Regions from separate parts of the Homo sapiens genome. Here region 1 is linked to region 2. Evidence: chromatin loops called from intact Hi-C (ENCODE). Cell type or tissue: IMR-90. All regions are shown on one strand. Links, peaks and the distances in the headings refer to the core of each region. The heading gives the core; the rest is flanking DNA.

Region 1 (8,287 bases), core at 1-8,000, 140 kb after region 2:
GGGATTTTTGCCTGCTGTATTCACTGCTTTGTCCTAAATACCTAGAACAGTGCCTGGCACATAGTACATTCTCAGTAAATACTTGTTCAGCAAATAAATAACTGGAGGAACCAGTGAATTATACCCCGGTGTGAATAACTCCATGTGAGTGACATGACAGAATGTCAGAGCTAGAAGGGCCTCTTGAGGACATCATGTCTTCCTTAGATGAGGAAAGTCAGGCTCAGAGACATGAACTGACTCTCCTGAGGTTACACAGCCAAATATGCTCTTCCAAGGTTAATTCTCTGCTACACAATAGCTTTTGTTGGTATCTGTGAGGCTTTGCGGGGTTGAAGGAATCTCAGGTGTCACCCATTAATAACAATCATGACAGTGACAACTAATGTTTGCCACGTGCTTACAATAAGTCAGGAACCCTGCCAAGCACCGGGCGTATATTAACCTATCCAAGCTGGGGAAGAATGTTTAGGCTCTGAAGATTGTCTGGAGCCGCATAAATCCCGCAGTGTAGGCAGCTGCTCATTCTGCAGATAGTATTCTGTGGATCCCTGAGTTGGCTGTGGCCGGTTTTGCCAGCAGGAGGCCACGAAGCCATGAGCACAGGATGGGATCTACCCCTTGTGGGATCGCAGAGGGCTGGGAGATGCAGTCCTCCCTATGGAAAGAGACAGAGCTTTCTATCCCTCTCCCGGTGAAACTCAGCATGGGAGCATGGGAGGCAGGTCAGCTGCGTGGCTATGAACATGAGCTATGGGGTGCATGCAGACCAAGGTTCATAGTGTACACTGTACCCACCAGCTGTAGCTCCTCCAGCAAGCGTGGGAGGCCAGTCAGCTGCATGGCTGTGAGCACGGCCTCTGGGGTCCATGCAGACCAAGGTTCCTGGCGTAGCACTGTAACCACCACCTAGGTCTTCTCCGACAAGCTGGTTAACTTCTCTGAGCCTGGCTTTGTCATTCATCGCGTGGGGACAGGTGCAGCAGAAGAGAGCAGACAGAAGCACAGGATCTCAATCAGGCTCTTGAATCAGACTGCCTGGGTTTGAATCCAGGCCCTACTGACCAGCTGTGTGACCTCAGACAGGCGACTCCGGGTCTCAGCACTCAATTTTCTAATTGGCCAACTGGAGATGACAATGGCCCCTACCTTGAATGGCTGCCAGGAAGATTAAATGAGAAAATACTTAAATGTGAAACACTTAGAATGGCGCCTGGAACACAGACCATTAATACCATCTAACAGATGTTAGTTGTTATCCTTATTTATTACTCATGCTTTCCTTTCTCTTTTTTCTTTTCTCTCTCTCTCTCTCCTTTTTTTTTTTTTTTTTTTTGTTGTTGTTGTTGTTGTTGAGACAGGGTCTCAGTCCGTCGGCCCAGACTGAAGTGCAGTGGCACAATCATAGCTCGCTGCAGCCTCGACCTTCCAGGCTTAAACGATTCTCCCACCTCAGCCTCTCGAGTTGCTGGGACCACAGGTATGCACCACCATGCCCAGCTAATTTTTGTATTTTTTGTAAAGACAGGATTTCACCATGTTGCCCAGGCTGGTCTTGAACTCCTGGGTTCATCTGATCCATCTGCCTTGGCCTCCCAAAGTACTGAGATTACAGGTGTGAACCACCACACCCGGCCAATACTCATGTTTTTCAAGCCTGTAAGAGGAACCTCCTAGCACTGTCCCCACCCCGGCCACCACACTGGTCCCAGCCCCAACAGGTCAGCTTCCTTTGCTGTTCCCGGGCTTCCCTCAGCTCTATCTCAAGCCATGACCTCTGCCTCCATGTCTGCAGCCCCATGAGGCTGGGGCTGCTCTGTCCTGCATATCTCCAGTGCCTGGCAAGGGGCTGGCAAGAGGTAGAGGCTCATTAAATGCCTGTTAAAACCCTAATAGTAATAATAATAATGGTACAGTTGTTACTAAGACTAATCACTACCTTCCAAAGTCTTTCCTCTATGCAAGGCACGGAGCTAAGCACCCTGTAGATCCTGACAACAGCCCTCCCGTGATCCCACAAGAGAGACACGATTCTCTCCAATGTTTAAAAAGGAAAGTAAAAGTCAATGGTTCTAAGTAGCTCACACTGAGTGATTGTACCGGGATTTGGACTCAGGCACCATCCCTTAAACCAGAGGTCAGCAAACTTTTCCCCCTCAGGAACAGATGGTAAATATCTTCAGCTTTGCAAGCCAGACAGTCTCTGTTACAAGCGCTCGACTCCCCCTTGTAGCATGAACACAGCTGTAGATAATACGTCCAGGAATGGGTGTGGCTCTGTGCCAATAAAACTTTATTGTCCAAAAACAGGTGACAGGTTGGTTTGGCTCATAGGCTGTAGTCTGCCACTTCCTGTTTTATTCTACCTTCTGTTCATTTCAGGTCACTGTGCATGGCATCATCCTGGCCCCCTCTAGAGCTCCAATCCTCCAACCAGAGCCAGCTCTTCCCTCAAAATGCTACGGCCTGTGACAATGCTCCAGAAGCCTGGGACCTGCTGCACAGAGTGCTGCCAACATTTATCATCTCCATCTGTTTCTTCGGCCTCCTAGGGAACCTTTTTGTCCTGTTGGTCTTCCTCCTGCCCCGGCGGCAACTGAACGTGGCAGAAATCTACCTGGCCAACCTGGCAGCCTCTGATCTGGTGTTTGTCTTGGGCTTGCCCTTCTGGGCAGAGAATATCTGGAACCAGTTTAACTGGCCTTTCGGAGCCCTCCTCTGCCGTGTCATCAACGGGGTCATCAAGGCCAATTTGTTCATCAGCATCTTCCTGGTGGTGGCCATCAGCCAGGACCGCTACCGCGTGCTGGTGCACCCTATGGCCAGCCGGAGGCAGCAGCGGCGGAGGCAGGCCCGGGTCACCTGCGTGCTCATCTGGGTTGTGGGGGGCCTCTTGAGCATCCCCACATTCCTGCTGCGATCCATCCAAGCCGTCCCAGATCTGAACATCACCGCCTGCATCCTGCTCCTCCCCCATGAGGCCTGGCACTTTGCAAGGATTGTGGAGTTAAATATTCTGGGTTTCCTCCTACCACTGGCTGCGATCGTCTTCTTCAACTACCACATCCTGGCCTCCCTGCGAACGCGGGAGGAGGTCAGCAGGACAAGGTGCGGGGGCCGCAAGGATAGCAAGACCACAGCGCTGATCCTCACGCTCGTGGTTGCCTTCCTGGTCTGCTGGGCCCCTTACCACTTCTTTGCCTTCCTGGAATTCTTATTCCAGGTGCAAGCAGTCCGAGGCTGCTTTTGGGAGGACTTCATTGACCTGGGCCTGCAATTGGCCAACTTCTTTGCCTTCACTAACAGCTCCCTGAATCCAGTAATTTATGTCTTTGTGGGCCGGCTCTTCAGGACCAAGGTCTGGGAACTTTATAAACAATGCACCCCTAAAAGTCTTGCTCCAATATCTTCATCCCATAGGAAAGAAATCTTCCAACTTTTCTGGCGGAATTAAAACAGCATTGAACCAAGAAGCTTGGCTTTCTTATCAATTCTTTGTGACATAATAAATGCTATTGTGATAGGCTAAATGATTACTCCCGTAGATTGGGGGGTACCTAATCCCTGGACTTGATGAATGTTACCAAATTAAGGGTCTTGAGATGGGGAGATGATCCTGAATTATCCAAGTGGGCCCTATATAATCACAAGGGTCCTTATAGGAGGGAGGCAGGAGGCTCAGAGTCAGGAGATGTGACTATGGAAGCAGAGGCCAGAGGAATTCAGGACGGCCACTACGAGCCAAGGATTGCAGGCACCCTCTAGAGGCTGTAAAGGGCAAGGAAATGGCTTCTCCCCTGGAGCCTCCAGAAGGAATGGGTCCTGCCAACTCCCTGTCTTCAGCCCAGGGAAACAGATTTAGGATTTCTGGCCTCCAGAACTGTTAGAGGATACATTTGTGTTTTGTTTTGCTTTGTTTGCTTTGCTTTGCTTTGCTTTTTTGAGATGGGGTCTCGCTCTGTCACCCAGGCTGGAGTGCACTGGCACAATCACGGCTCACTGCAGCCTCAACTTCCCAGACTCAAGGGATCCTCCCACCTCAGCCTCCTGTAGCTGAGACTACAGGTGTGCACCACCATGCCTGGCTAACTTTTCTATTTTTTGTAGAGATGGTGTCTTCCTGCATTGCCTAGGCTGGTCTCAAACTCAAGGGCTCAAGTGATCCTCCACTTTGGTCTCCCATAGTGCTAGGATTATAGGCGTGGCCACTGCGCCTGGCCCCATTTGTATTTTAAGCCACCGAGTTTCTGGTAATTTGTCATAGCAGCAGCAGGAAACAAATAACAAGTATCGGGTAATGGCCTCTCTTATTACACTTCCATTTGTCTATTCAAAGCTTTCTAGGCTAACTGCCAGGAATACAGGGATGGTATAGCTAGAAGTTCTATATTCAAGGAACTTACATACATCTAAATATTATAATATAAAAAATGAAATGAGAAATTGCATGAACACACCACGGATCCAGCATCTTGCGCCTTCAGCGAGAAAGGGGATGGGTTCCCTCTCAGGTTAGCAGAGAAGACGCTGTGAAGGGAGTCAGCCGTGAGCCTGGTTTCCACAAAGGGTGCAATCTGGATACGTGGAGACAGGGAGGAAGGGCTGGCAGAGGCGGGAAAGGGTGAGCTGCTCACAAAAGAATGCTTGTGCATGCTCTTATTGAACGTGTAATGCATTGGTGCGGGTCTTGCTATGAGAGACCCAACGGTGAGCCTAACGGTGTCTCTACCCTCCAGGGGCTCACAGCAACCAGGACAATAATTAAGGGATTGTCATAGAGCAGGATGCCCGCCACCATCAGGGTGAGGGGTGCCGTGAGAACCAGAGCAGGGCTCCAGTCTGGGTGGCTGGGAGGGATGGTTAGAGAGGGGTTCCTGGAGGAAGAGACACATAAACTGAATCCCAAAAAATGAGAAGCTGGCCAAGCAAAATGGGGGAAAGGAGTGTTCCAGACAGAAGGAACAAAGTAGGCCCAGAGGCAGGTGGGGTTACAGGTTAGGAGGGAGAGGTTGAAGGATGGCAGAGGAGGAGGCGGGTCATGGAGAGAATTGGGGCTGGAGGAGAATGGACAGGCTGGGTCCACCATGGTCAGCTGGCAAAGACAGTTCACCCAGGAAGGATGGTGGGCTCCAGGCAGCTTTGAGGGCCCCATTGAAGCTGGAAAGCGTGGCTGTGTTGTGTGAATTTACTCTGATAATGCTCGACAGACCCAGGAAAGGATTGCTCTGGAGTAGGGTTTAGCCAGATAGACGGCCATACGTCATGGGAGTTGGGGATCCTGGTCAGACTCGGGGGAATGATGGAGAGGGAAGAAACGAGCACAGGGAGAGAAGGAAGTGAAGTGAGATCAGTGTGTTAAAGGATGGATATAGTGAGAGAACCTGGGTGACAGCAAGAAACAGAAGAAGAGCCAGGCGTGATCTTCTGTACACTGTGAAGGGAATCAGCCGTGAGCCTGGTTTCCACAAAGGGTGCAATCTGTAATCCCAGCACTTTGGGAGGCTGAGACAGGTGGATGGCTTGAGCCCGGGAGTTTGAGACCAGCCTGGGCAACATAGCAAGACCCCGTCTCTACAAAAAATACAAAAATTATCCAGGCGTGGTAGTGCGCACCTGTAGTCCCAGCTACTTGGGAGGCTGAGGCAAGAGGATCATCTGAGCCCAGGAGGTCAGGGCTACAAGCAGTGAGCCAAGATTGTGCCACTGCATTCCAGCCTGGCTGACAGAGTGAGACCCTGTCTCATTAAAAGAGAGAGAGGAAGGCATAGCCACAGAGCAGGAATGTTTGAGTAGAACATTCCAGAGGCAGAGCCATCTCAGGAGATGACAAGGACCAAGTGTATCCCTGGCACCAGGTGGCTGAAGTAGAGGGAAGAAGAAGGAGGTTGGAGACAACATAGAGAATGGAGAGGTCAGGTGGTGGGTGGGCCCTACCTGGGCCCTCACAGGCAGGCGGGACATTGTCAGGCCCTGGGGAGGAGAGAGTCCGTGGGCCAGGAGGCCATTCCAAGGTCAGTTTCCATGGAGTGGGGGAGAGGGTGTAGTGACTGGACTCCAAGACACTTGGGGGAATGGGGAGAATGGCAGTCCCCACAGCTGCACGGGAAGGGCTGGTCCTCACAGAATAGCAGCAAAGACTCATTCATTCCAGGAATGGAAAGAATGCCATGTTCTTGGAGCCTGGAGACAGGGTTTGAGAGGCTGGCAGCGGCTGGGCCACCAGGACCTCATCAGTGATAACCCTGTGATCAGTGTTCCAGCCCCTGCAGGTTTCCTGGAGAGCAGAGTGTCGTCAGAAGGCCTGGAGCTGAGCCAACAGGCAAGATCCAGCCTGCACATGTGTTTAATTTGAACCACATGGTATTTTTTAAAACTCCAAGCCCCCAGGCTCTTGAGTTGGTTACCAGTACTGAAACTCCCCATTGGGAGCCAGCTTTCCAGTTTCTTTTGAAAGTTTGGAACATCCAGCAACACTGATTCAATTTCATTCATTCAGCAGATATTTATTAAGCATCTACTTTGTCAGACACTGTTTTGGGCACTGAAAATATGGCAGTGAACAAAAGAGAGGAACATCCCTGGGCCCTTGGAGTTGACCTTCCAGGGTCCCCCCGGGGCTCCAATTCTTTGGTGCTGTGTAGCAGAGGCCCCGTGAACAGGGCGCCCTCCCATCAGGTTCACACGCATGGAAGCTATGGGAGGTTAAGTTTGCAACCCCTCATCCAGACCATCCCTTCACATACAGTCTAGGAAACAGAGAGCAGTAAGACCTGCCCAAGCACACCCAGTGCGACTCAGCAGCCACACACAGGAGTAGGCTCAGTCATCTCATTTAATCGCCTGACTCCCTTGTGAGGTCTGTTTCAGGATGTCCACTTTCTAGGTGAGGAAGAGGAGGCTAAGGAAGGCAGTGCCTGCTCAGACTGCAGAGGCTGGATTCACCCAACTCATCTGACTCCAACACCAATGTGATTTCCAAGCCCCCAGGCAGGAATTCATTGGGCAAAGGCTCTGTGGCAAAGTGGCAAAAGTAGGCAGGAACAGGCAGGAATAGAGAGTGGGAAAGGGAAAATAATACCTGATTCCTCTTCTATTCCGAGTGAGCTGACCCACATATGCCCTCCTTTCTTCTTTTTCAGCCGGCCTTAAGCAGGTGGCTTATCAAAATCCTTTCGAGGTCTTGCAAAAACCAATCCCACACTCGAGAAGAACGTGCTGGCCGGTGAAATCGGACAACATTGCTCACGGGATGTAATTCAATGGTAGACTGCAGCCACAGCCTGAGAACTCAGACACCTGATTTATGAGACGCACATAAGTAACGTTTACCGAAGCCCAGCAAATGGCCCCACAGTGGGAGAGAAACTGGCAAACCCGTACAGTAGAATTCTGTTGCCCTTCTGTGGGGAAGGCCAGTTATTCATTTACAGAGGGAGAAATTTCTGCCTTGACTAAAAGGATCGATGCTGTGGGAAAAGGTAATATATCTGAGTTCCCATGGATCTGGTTGATAGGTTCACCTGGCGTGTTCCATATGGGGCCAGGCCCAGGCCACACCTGTGGTGCTAACACCTGGGGTGGAGGGAGGAATTAGCAAATAGTCTTCCAGCATCCCCAGCTCCAGCACCCATGTGGGCTTCCACTCTCTCCCTGAGAAGGGCCAAGTAGAAAGAGAGAACAAGGTTTCACTCCAATCCGTTCCCAGCTCTGGGTCTGTCCTGGGCTCCAGAACCGCGTGATCAGGGGCCATATGTGGCCTTCACTGCTCTCTGCAGTGGGAAGGTAAGAAAACTGCCCCCACCCTGCCCCATCATCACCCCAATCCATCATGGGGAGTGGGTGGCACTAAGGCCCTCCAAATCCCAGCCTCGGGGAAACTCCCTGATGTTGCAATGGCCACAGGCAGGCTCTTGCTCTCCGGAGATGAGTCACAAATTTGATGAGGAGCAGGTCGGAAGCAGCCCTGGAAAGTGTTCCTCCCCACCCCTGCTCCCACCACAGCTCCGAGGAGCCTGGGCATCCAACCAGGGCTGATCCAAGCCTTGGCTCCGGCTGAGCTCCGCTCTGGCCTCTGTGCACCTTCAGCTCCTTCCTGCCCTTCTCTTTCCCTGTGCCCAGCCCCTTTCTCCAGACCCCCTTGATTCCTTCTCAGCATCCTCTTGCCTCCCCGGACCACCCCCAGCTCAGGCCCCTGCCCAAGAAGGGCCTCACCGCGGGGCTGCAGAGTGCACAGTGCAGCCGGTCAGAGGTCCAGGTCTCTGAGTCACACATGCCACTGTTCCAGTCC
Region 2 (8,334 bases), core at 103-8,102:
ATGCAAGGTGAAACCAGAGAAGAGGCAGACCTGCCCCTGAGGCAGACAGTGCAGTGGGTGCACAAGGCTATTTCAAAACACACTTAGAGAAAACAGGAGAACAGGATGTGCAGGTTTTTTGAGAAAGAAAAGATTTTAGTTAAAATAGCAGAGGAAACCCCAGACATTCCATGGTCTCAGGCCTTAGCCCTACCACTCTCATGAGCCTCTTGTCCAGGAGAGCTATCAGTGCCTCAGGTCTGCTTGTTGCAGATGCCAAGGTCCTTCCTACTCCCATGAGCCACCTGTCAGGGTGAGCTGAGAGATCAGCCTGGGGTAACAGAGCCACTGTGACCGAGAGGGATTGTTCCAGGGGTTGGTTAGTAAGCAGGAGTGTGAAAGGGGAGACGAAAACCACACACGGGGGTTAAACAACCCCAGCCAAAGAAGGCAAGGCTTAGCAGTATCTTACCACTGGGGACGTATCTGAGTCACGACACCAAAGTATGTTAGCAGCAGCAAATCCATATGGGTCTGCAGCAACTTGATTCTTGCCTCTTCAGGAGAAAAAATTCATCTGAGGGACATAAGGCACAGTGAGAAACCAAGGCAAGTTTTAGAGCAGGAATGAAAGTTTATTAAAAAGTTTTAGAGCAGGAATGAAAGGAAGTAAAGTACACTTGAAAGAAGGCCAAGTAGGTGACTTGACAGATTCAAGTGCCATTTAGTCCTTGACCTGGGATTTTATACATTAGCATGATTCCAGCATCTGCATCTCTCCTCCTCTGATTCTTCCCTTGGGGTGAGCTGTCCTCATGCGCCAGCACTTGGGAGGGGCTGCATGCACAATGTATTTACTGAAGTTATGTGCATACTCATTTTAGGTGTTTTCCCCTTGCTACTCGAGTTTTCCTAGAGGAAGATCACATACCAGTTAAACTCTGCCGTTTTGCGTCTTAGTGCACACGCTTGAGCCCACTTGCCCAACTCCTGAGATCTTATCAGGAAGCTGCTGATCATCAGCTTCGGTTATTTTCTATCTGTTGGGAGACTGCCTTTCCCTGGCACCAGCTGCAACCAATTATTATTTTAGAGAGAAAGTTTAACAACTGCCTGACCATTACCTGATGGTCGCCTGACTTTCCTGGGTGTCAGTTGTGGTGGTGGGGGGTCCTCTCCTGCCCTGCTCATGTCTGCATAACTACCTACTCTAACAAGAAGAGAGCTCCAGAAGGCACAAGCCCAGAGGAATCCTGGTTCCTTGAGAACAAACAACAGCCAATTGAAGGGGCCATGAATGAAGTGGCCCATTCAGAGCAGTGGAAACTTTTGACTTGAAGAAAGAGAACCTAGTGTCCTCCTTCTTCCCTGTCTTCCCAGCTGTTGATTTGTAGTTTAAGTAAGATGCTGAGAATCAGGCTTTGGTGAGACCTATTGTTCCCGAATGCCACCCAGTGTTCTGTAATTAATTCTCTCTGTCCTGCTTTGACTACTGATGCCTGCAAGATGCCGAGGAACGTTCCAGAACATTCACCAGTAGAATAACAGATATTCACATAGTTTTGAGGCAAGTATTGAGACCTCCATGCGGGGCCAGGATTAGGTGAGGCGAGTTAGGTACTAACCTCCTCACGAAATTTAAAGGGTGCCAAAAAACAGCTGAGGTAATGAAGGTAAATACTATTCTAATGTAATGTTTTACAAATGCCAAATTAATGCAAAATAAACCATGCAAAACATCAAAATTTTAAATTCCATAATAAGTATGTAGCACCATGCCTGGCACACAGCAAGCTAGTAAATGGCAATGGTGTTTTGGAGCAACAGAGTTTACAGGAATAAGGCAAGCCTCCTGCCTTCCAGGGGCTCCCTCACTGGTTGGGAGGATCCAGCACATAGGCCTCCAGAACTCAGAGAAACAAGAGAAGTTTATATCAAGAAAATTAGGAAAAAGAACATTTCTTTGTTAAAATGATTTTTTTAACTCAGCCCTTTGCCCAGCCCTAACCACATAACAGGTGCTTTCAGTGTTTGCCAAAAGAAAGAATAAAAAGGTAGAACAAGGAGGTTCATGGGTGCGGTTCAAAGGATAGTGTCCAGGCACAGTTCTGAGAAGTGGCAGCCTGGAAAGGATGATGCCTGGGCCTTCTCCTACCTCTCTGCAAAGGTCACCTGCTCTACCGGAGCTTTGTGCTATTTTTTTCCTTTAATTTAGGAATCTAAAAATATATATAAAAGTAGAAAGAATAATACAATAACACCTTCCATGTATTAATCATATTTATAAATCATTATTGACATTTTGCTAATCTTATTTTATCCATTCTGCCTCTTCCCTGTTTAACTTTTCCTGAAGTATTTTAAAGCCAATCCCAGATGTCCTATCATTTCACCCAAAAATACTTCAGTTTGTATCTCTGACAGAGAGAGCTTTTGAAAATGCATAGCTGCAAAATAGTTATCACATATAATAAAATTACAAGTGATTTATTAATGTCTGCTAATGTCTGCCAGAGTCCACATTTCTCCAACCATCTCAAAGTGTGTTTTACAAATAACTGTTCAAATCATGATCCACATGTGACCTATGCTTTGCACCTGGCTGATGTGTGTCTTAAATCTTTTTAAAATCTATAATAGTCCCTCTCCCCTTTTTACCTCTGGAAGAAAACCTGGCCATTTGCCTTGTAGAATTCCCTACATAGTGGATGTGATTGAGCATATCCTTATAGTGTCCTTTACTGGGTTCGTCTAACCTTTTAATTTCCTATAAGCTGGAAATTAGGTCTACAGGCTTGATTAGATTTGGGTTGAGTGATCTGGGCAAAAAAAAAGCTCATAGCTGGTACTGGATACTTCCTATTGCATCAGACCGGGAGTACATAATGACTGTTGTCCCAGCTTGTGAGTTAAGGTCACTCCATATAAGGTCCCTCTTTAACTTTTCATCCTCCACTGGAACTTTCATCATCCAGCCATGTTTGTTAGCTCATTCATAAAAGATAGAAAAATTTCAGCTTTCATTTAAGACAGGATTCCTCTGAGCTCTGTCTAGTGCTCAGACCTCTAGTTACTCTTCTTTATGTCTCACTTTATGTCTACGGTTAGAAATGGATGGCTCACACTCCAAATACAGTCTGGTGATGTGTTTTGTTTCAACTTCACAGTATTTTTTTTAAACAGCTGAGACAATTTTCTAAAGGGGCCCATGATAATGTACATTTTTAAATATGCATTTTCAGCTTCCTTTGAAATACCGAAAATCCAGCAGCATTGACTCGTGGCTGACACCCTATAACAGTGTGCACTCTTGGTTGTCAGTCATCACTGCCATGCACTCCTGTAGCCCCCCAGGCTGAGGCTGAGCATCACTCATATCTCCCAGGGATCTGCAGTGTTGTTTTTCTTTGGATGGAGAACTAGTTCTAAGTGCCAAGGTTACCATCAAAAATCTGAAACCAAGGGATATCCTGGAAGGGAAGCTTGTTTTAAGAAAATCAGGAAGAACGTTTCTTTGTTTTGACATTTTTAAAAATGAGAATAATAGTAAAATAAAGTGTATCTGTGCCAAAAGAATATGACTCGAGATGCCATTATGTTACTACCAGCCCCCTTTGCTCATTAATCTCTATTACATAGAGTTTGCAACCCCTTTTTTATCGTTCTCGGTAAAATCATCCATTCCCATAACTTAGATACCTTCTTGGGTATAAACTGAATTGTGTTCCTCCCAAATTTATATTGAAACTCTAAGCCCCTAGTACCTCAAAATGTGTCTGTATTTAAAGATAGGACCTTTAAACAGATGATTAAGTTAAATGAAGGCTTTAATGGAGGCTCTAGTCTAACCCAATCTTTTTATCTTTAGAGACAAGATCTCGTTCTGTCCCCCAGACTAGAGTGCAGTGGAGAGATCATCGCTCACTTCAGCCTTATCATTTATGCCGGAGGTTGCAAATTTTTTGTGTGAAATATCAGACCTTGGTAATGACCTTGAGCAGTAGGATATAAATAACTCCCACAAGCTTAGCGTACTAGGCATAAGTGGATTAAACTCCTGGGCTCAAGTGATCCTCCTGCCTTGGACTCCCAAGTAACTAGGAGTAAAAGCATGGCAAATTTTGTTTTTATTTTTCTTTCTTGTAGAGAGGGTGTCTCTCTATGTTGCCCAGGCTTGACTGATGTCATTATAAGGAGAGATTAGGATACACAGAGACACTGGGACACATGTGCATAGAGGAACGACTATGTGAAAATGGCAAGAGGGTGGCCGTCTGTAAGCCAACGAGAGAGGCCTCAGAGGAAACCAACGCTGCTGACACCTTGATCACGGACTTCCAGTCTCCAGAAAGGCGAGCAAATAAATGCCTCTAAGCCACCTAGTCTGTGGTACTTTGTTATGGCAGCCCTAGAAAATTAATATACGTCTCTGTGCTGAAAATCCCAGATCCAAGTCCCCAGTCCACAGTGCTGTGCTAAACTCCAGACCTGAATGTCCCACAGCCTCCATTACAGCTGCAAGCAAAAATTTCACAGGGCTAAGCAGAGCTGCAAAGGCAGGAATTGACTATGGAGGGAGGATATAGGTGTGGCTAGATTAGAGAGTACAGTAGTGCCCCCTATCCAGGAGGGATATATTTCTAGGCCTCCCAGTGGATGCTTGAAACTGAGGCTGGTATGGAACCCTATGTATACAAGGTTTTTTTCCTACACATACATGCCTATGATAGATAATAATGTATATATTAGGCAACAACAATAACTAATAATAAAATAGAACACTTATAACAAAATGCCAGTACCACTGCTCTTGTACTTTGGGGCCATTATTCAGTAAAATAAGGTCGACTTGAAAACAAGCACTGCCTCACTGCAACAGTCAATCTGATAGCTGGAATGGCTGGTAAGTGACTAACTTAGCAGAGTATATAGTGTGGGTAGAGTATATAGTGTGGAAACTCTGGACAAGGGGGTGATTCACTTCCCGGGCAGTACAGAGTGGGATGGCAAAAGATTTCATTACACTACTCAGAAGGGTATGCAATTTAAAACTTAATTGTTTATTTCTGGAATTTTCCATTTAATATTTTTGGACCACTGTTGCCCCAGGTAACTAAAACCAGGGAAAGCAGAACCTCAGATACGGGGGGAACTCCGTAAAGGGAAAGAAGCCTGAACAGGTAGGTTGTGATGGGATTGTAAAGCACTAAGAGGCAGTAGGTTTTCTGAAGACCACCCAAGATTTCAGAGTTGCATTTTGGAAAGATTAATCACGGGACGGTTACCTTCCCTTATTAGGAACAATTAACATGCCTTAAGAATGTTTTGTTGTTGTATTTCAATCCTGAATCCCTCCAACCAAACATTGCAGACCGCAATAAACATTCGTTGAGTTCCAAGTCATTCCACATCAGAGCAAAAGGGCACTGCAAGGCTGAATTAGCATTGGCCGGGTTGTGCAAACTGCCTCAGGGGAGAAGGCCTGAGTTTTGACCTAGGTCAGGATGAGATGTAGCACATGATTCACAGAAGGGGCTGGGGAAAAAGCTGGAACAACAAGGGAAGATTCTCCCCCGGAGCCTTTGGAGACAGCATGCCCCTCCCAGCACTTTGATTTGGGGCTTCTGGCCTTCAGAAAACTGAGACAATAAGTTTCTGTTGTTTACAACCACCAACTTTGTAGCAATTTGTTGCGGGAAGCTAATTCAATAGAGAACCAAATTAGAACCACACATATATAAGTCCAATTGATTTTCAACAAAGATGCAGTGTAATTGAATGAGAAAATAATAATCTTTTCAAGCAACATCACTGGAACACCTAGATATCCAAATGAAACAAAACAAACCTCAGCCTCTACCCCCAGAGCATACACAACATTTATGTGAAATAAACCATAGGCCTAAAAGCTAAATCTATAAAACTTCCAGAAAATAACAGAAGAAAAAGTTTTTATGACCTTGTAGGCAAAGATTTAAGACACAAAAAGCACTGACCATAAAAGAAAAAAATGATGAATTAGAATTATAAAAATTCAAAATTTCTTCAAAAGACACCAGTAACAAAGTAAGAAAACAAGAAGATATATCTGACAGTTTGTGTCCAAAATATACCAAGAACCCTCAAAACGCAGTAATAAGAAGACCAACAACCCAATTTAAAAGGGGAATGGCAAAAGACTACCAAAGAGACTTCACCAAAGAAAATATACAAATGGCCAAAAAGTCCATGAAAAACTGTTCAGCATAATTAGTCATCAAGGAAATGCAAATTGAAACCACAATGAGATACCACTTCACACCTAGAAGAGTGGCTAAAATTAAAAAGTTAATACCGAGGGCTGGCAAGGCTATTACTATTCTTGGTGCAAAAATTACTTTTAATGGCAAAAACAAAATTAAGTTTGCACCAACCTAATAGAACACTCATGCCCTAATGGCAAGAGTGTAAAATGGTACAGACGTTTGGAAAACAATTTAGCAGTTCTTACAAAGTTAAATATATACTTACCATATAACCCAGCCTTTATACTTCTAAGTATTTAGTCCCCCACAAAATGAAAACATGCATACACACACACCAAAAAAAAAAATGCTCACACAAAAATGTTTCTACCAGCTTTATTCATAAAACCCCGAAACTGAAAACAACCCCAAGTCCATCAACAGGTGAATAGATAAACAAATTGTAGTATAGCCCTCCACTGGAAGACTCAGTAATAAAAAGGAATGAATTACTGATACACACAACATAGATCAATCTCAAAAACACATTACCCTGAGTGAAAGAAGCCAATCAGGAAAGGGTATGTGGCTGCATTCCTAAGAAGTTCTAAAACAGACTCAATCCATCTGTAGTGATGGAAATCAGATCAATGGTAGCCTGGGATTGTTGATGGGAGTGGAATTGACTGGGAAAGTGTGCAAGGGAAATGTTTGGGGTGCCAGAAATGCTTTTATCTTGATTGAGATGGTGGTTATATGGTAAATTCATTTATCTAAGCTCATCAGTCTGTACACTATAATTTATACACATGTAAATCATACCTCATAACGTTAATTAAAAAACACATTTCACCTCTGAGTTTTTTGTTTCTTTAAGGACTGTATTAGTCCATTCTCATACTGCTATGAAGAAATACCTGAGACTGGGTAATTCATAAAGGAAAAGAGGTTTTGTTTTATTCTGTTTTGTTTTGTTTTTGAGATGGAGTTTCAGGCTGTTATCCAGGCTGCAGTTCAGTGGTGCAATCTCGGCTTGCTGCAGCCTCCGCCTCCCAGGTTCAAGAGATTCTTGTGCCTCAGTCTCCTGAGTAGCTATTACAGGGGTGTGTCACCACGCCTGGCTAATTTTTTGTATTTTTAGTAGAGATGGGGTTTCACCGTGTTGGCCAGGCTGGTCTTGAACTCCTGACCTCAGGTGATCTGCCTGCCTTGGCCTCCCAAAGTGCTGGGATTACAGGCATGAGCCACCATACCTGGCCAAGAAAAAGATTTAATGGACTTACAGTTCCACATGGCTGGGGAGGCATCACAATCATGGCCGAAGGGGAAGGAGAAACAAAGGCACGTCTTACATGGTGGCAGACAAGAGAGCATGTGCAGAGAAACTGCCCTTTATAAAACCATCAGATGTCGTGAGACTTTCTCATTAACACAAGAACAGCATGGGAAAAACATGCCCCTGTGATTTAATTACTTTCCACCTGGTCCCTCCCACAACACATGGGGATTATGAGAGATACAATTCTAGATGAGATTTTTTAGGTGGGGATACAGCCAAACCATAGGAAGGACCAAAACTAAAAGGAAATTTTACATAATGAATGTCTCAGATGTCATTTATTATGAATGGAGGTAACAAGGAGTAGAAACAGTTTAAAAAGACAGATGAGGCTGGAATATGACTTTGAAGGATTTTGTCAGTCCTACTAAGATATTTGAACCTTATGGTAGAGGCAGTAGGATAACAGGCAAATTTTATGGGTTCCTTTTAAACATTCTATCTACGGTGTCATTATATCTTCATAGGGAAATGCATTTATTTTTCAATATACGCTATGGACACTGATGCTTACATCTTCCACACAGGAAGTATGCAATTTATGGATATGCAGCTGGGTTAGCAATCCATCCAAACAAGTTCTGTTCATCGGTATGTATGGATTCAGGTGTTTCATGTGTGATACCTAATTTTGTTTACACAACAGCACTGAAAGACAAGCACATTATATTAGCATTTCCTGCATAATAAGCTACTCCAAAACTAGTGACTTTAAATAAACAACCACTTATATAGCTTACCATTTGGCAGGTAGACAGTTTGTATTGGGCTCAGCTAGGAGATACTTCTAGC

Evidence for each region. Peaks named below come from ENCODE experiments on the same cell type or tissue, not always from the same donor. Only the 100,000 strongest peaks of a DNase experiment are listed, where the experiment ranks them.
Region 1: a loop joins it to region 2, with 2.8 times the contacts of the local background. A loop is called at or near these places in 4 of 110 quality-filtered maps.

What each region holds. Positions count from the first base shown.
Region 1 is chr14:96,261,291-96,269,577 of GRCh38, forward strand. It overlaps BDKRB1 (bradykinin receptor B1), which reads left to right. Exons shown (of 3, transcript NM_000710.4): 2 at 1,362-1,480; 3 at 2,383-3,473. The coding sequence starts at 2,393. The coding sequence ends at 3,454. BDKRB1-AS1 (BDKRB1 antisense RNA 1) reads right to left here and starts at 7,290. Exons shown (of 2, transcript XR_007064322.1): 1 at 7,079-7,290. RefSeq lists an enhancer at 7,365-8,287. In IMR-90, for the core only: CTCF peaks have their summits at 565 (motif pointing right) and 3,763 (motif pointing left); DNase peaks (open chromatin) are centred at 6,291, 6,791 and 7,901; H3K27ac peaks cover 6,963 bases.
Region 2 is chr14:96,117,269-96,125,602 of GRCh38, forward strand. No RefSeq gene overlaps it. Among named protein-coding and RNA genes, the nearest start is that of C14orf132, 82 kb to the left of the region's middle. In IMR-90, for the core only: CTCF peaks have their summits at 384 and 4,597; DNase peaks (open chromatin) are centred at 4,903 and 5,403; H3K27ac peaks cover 4,515 bases.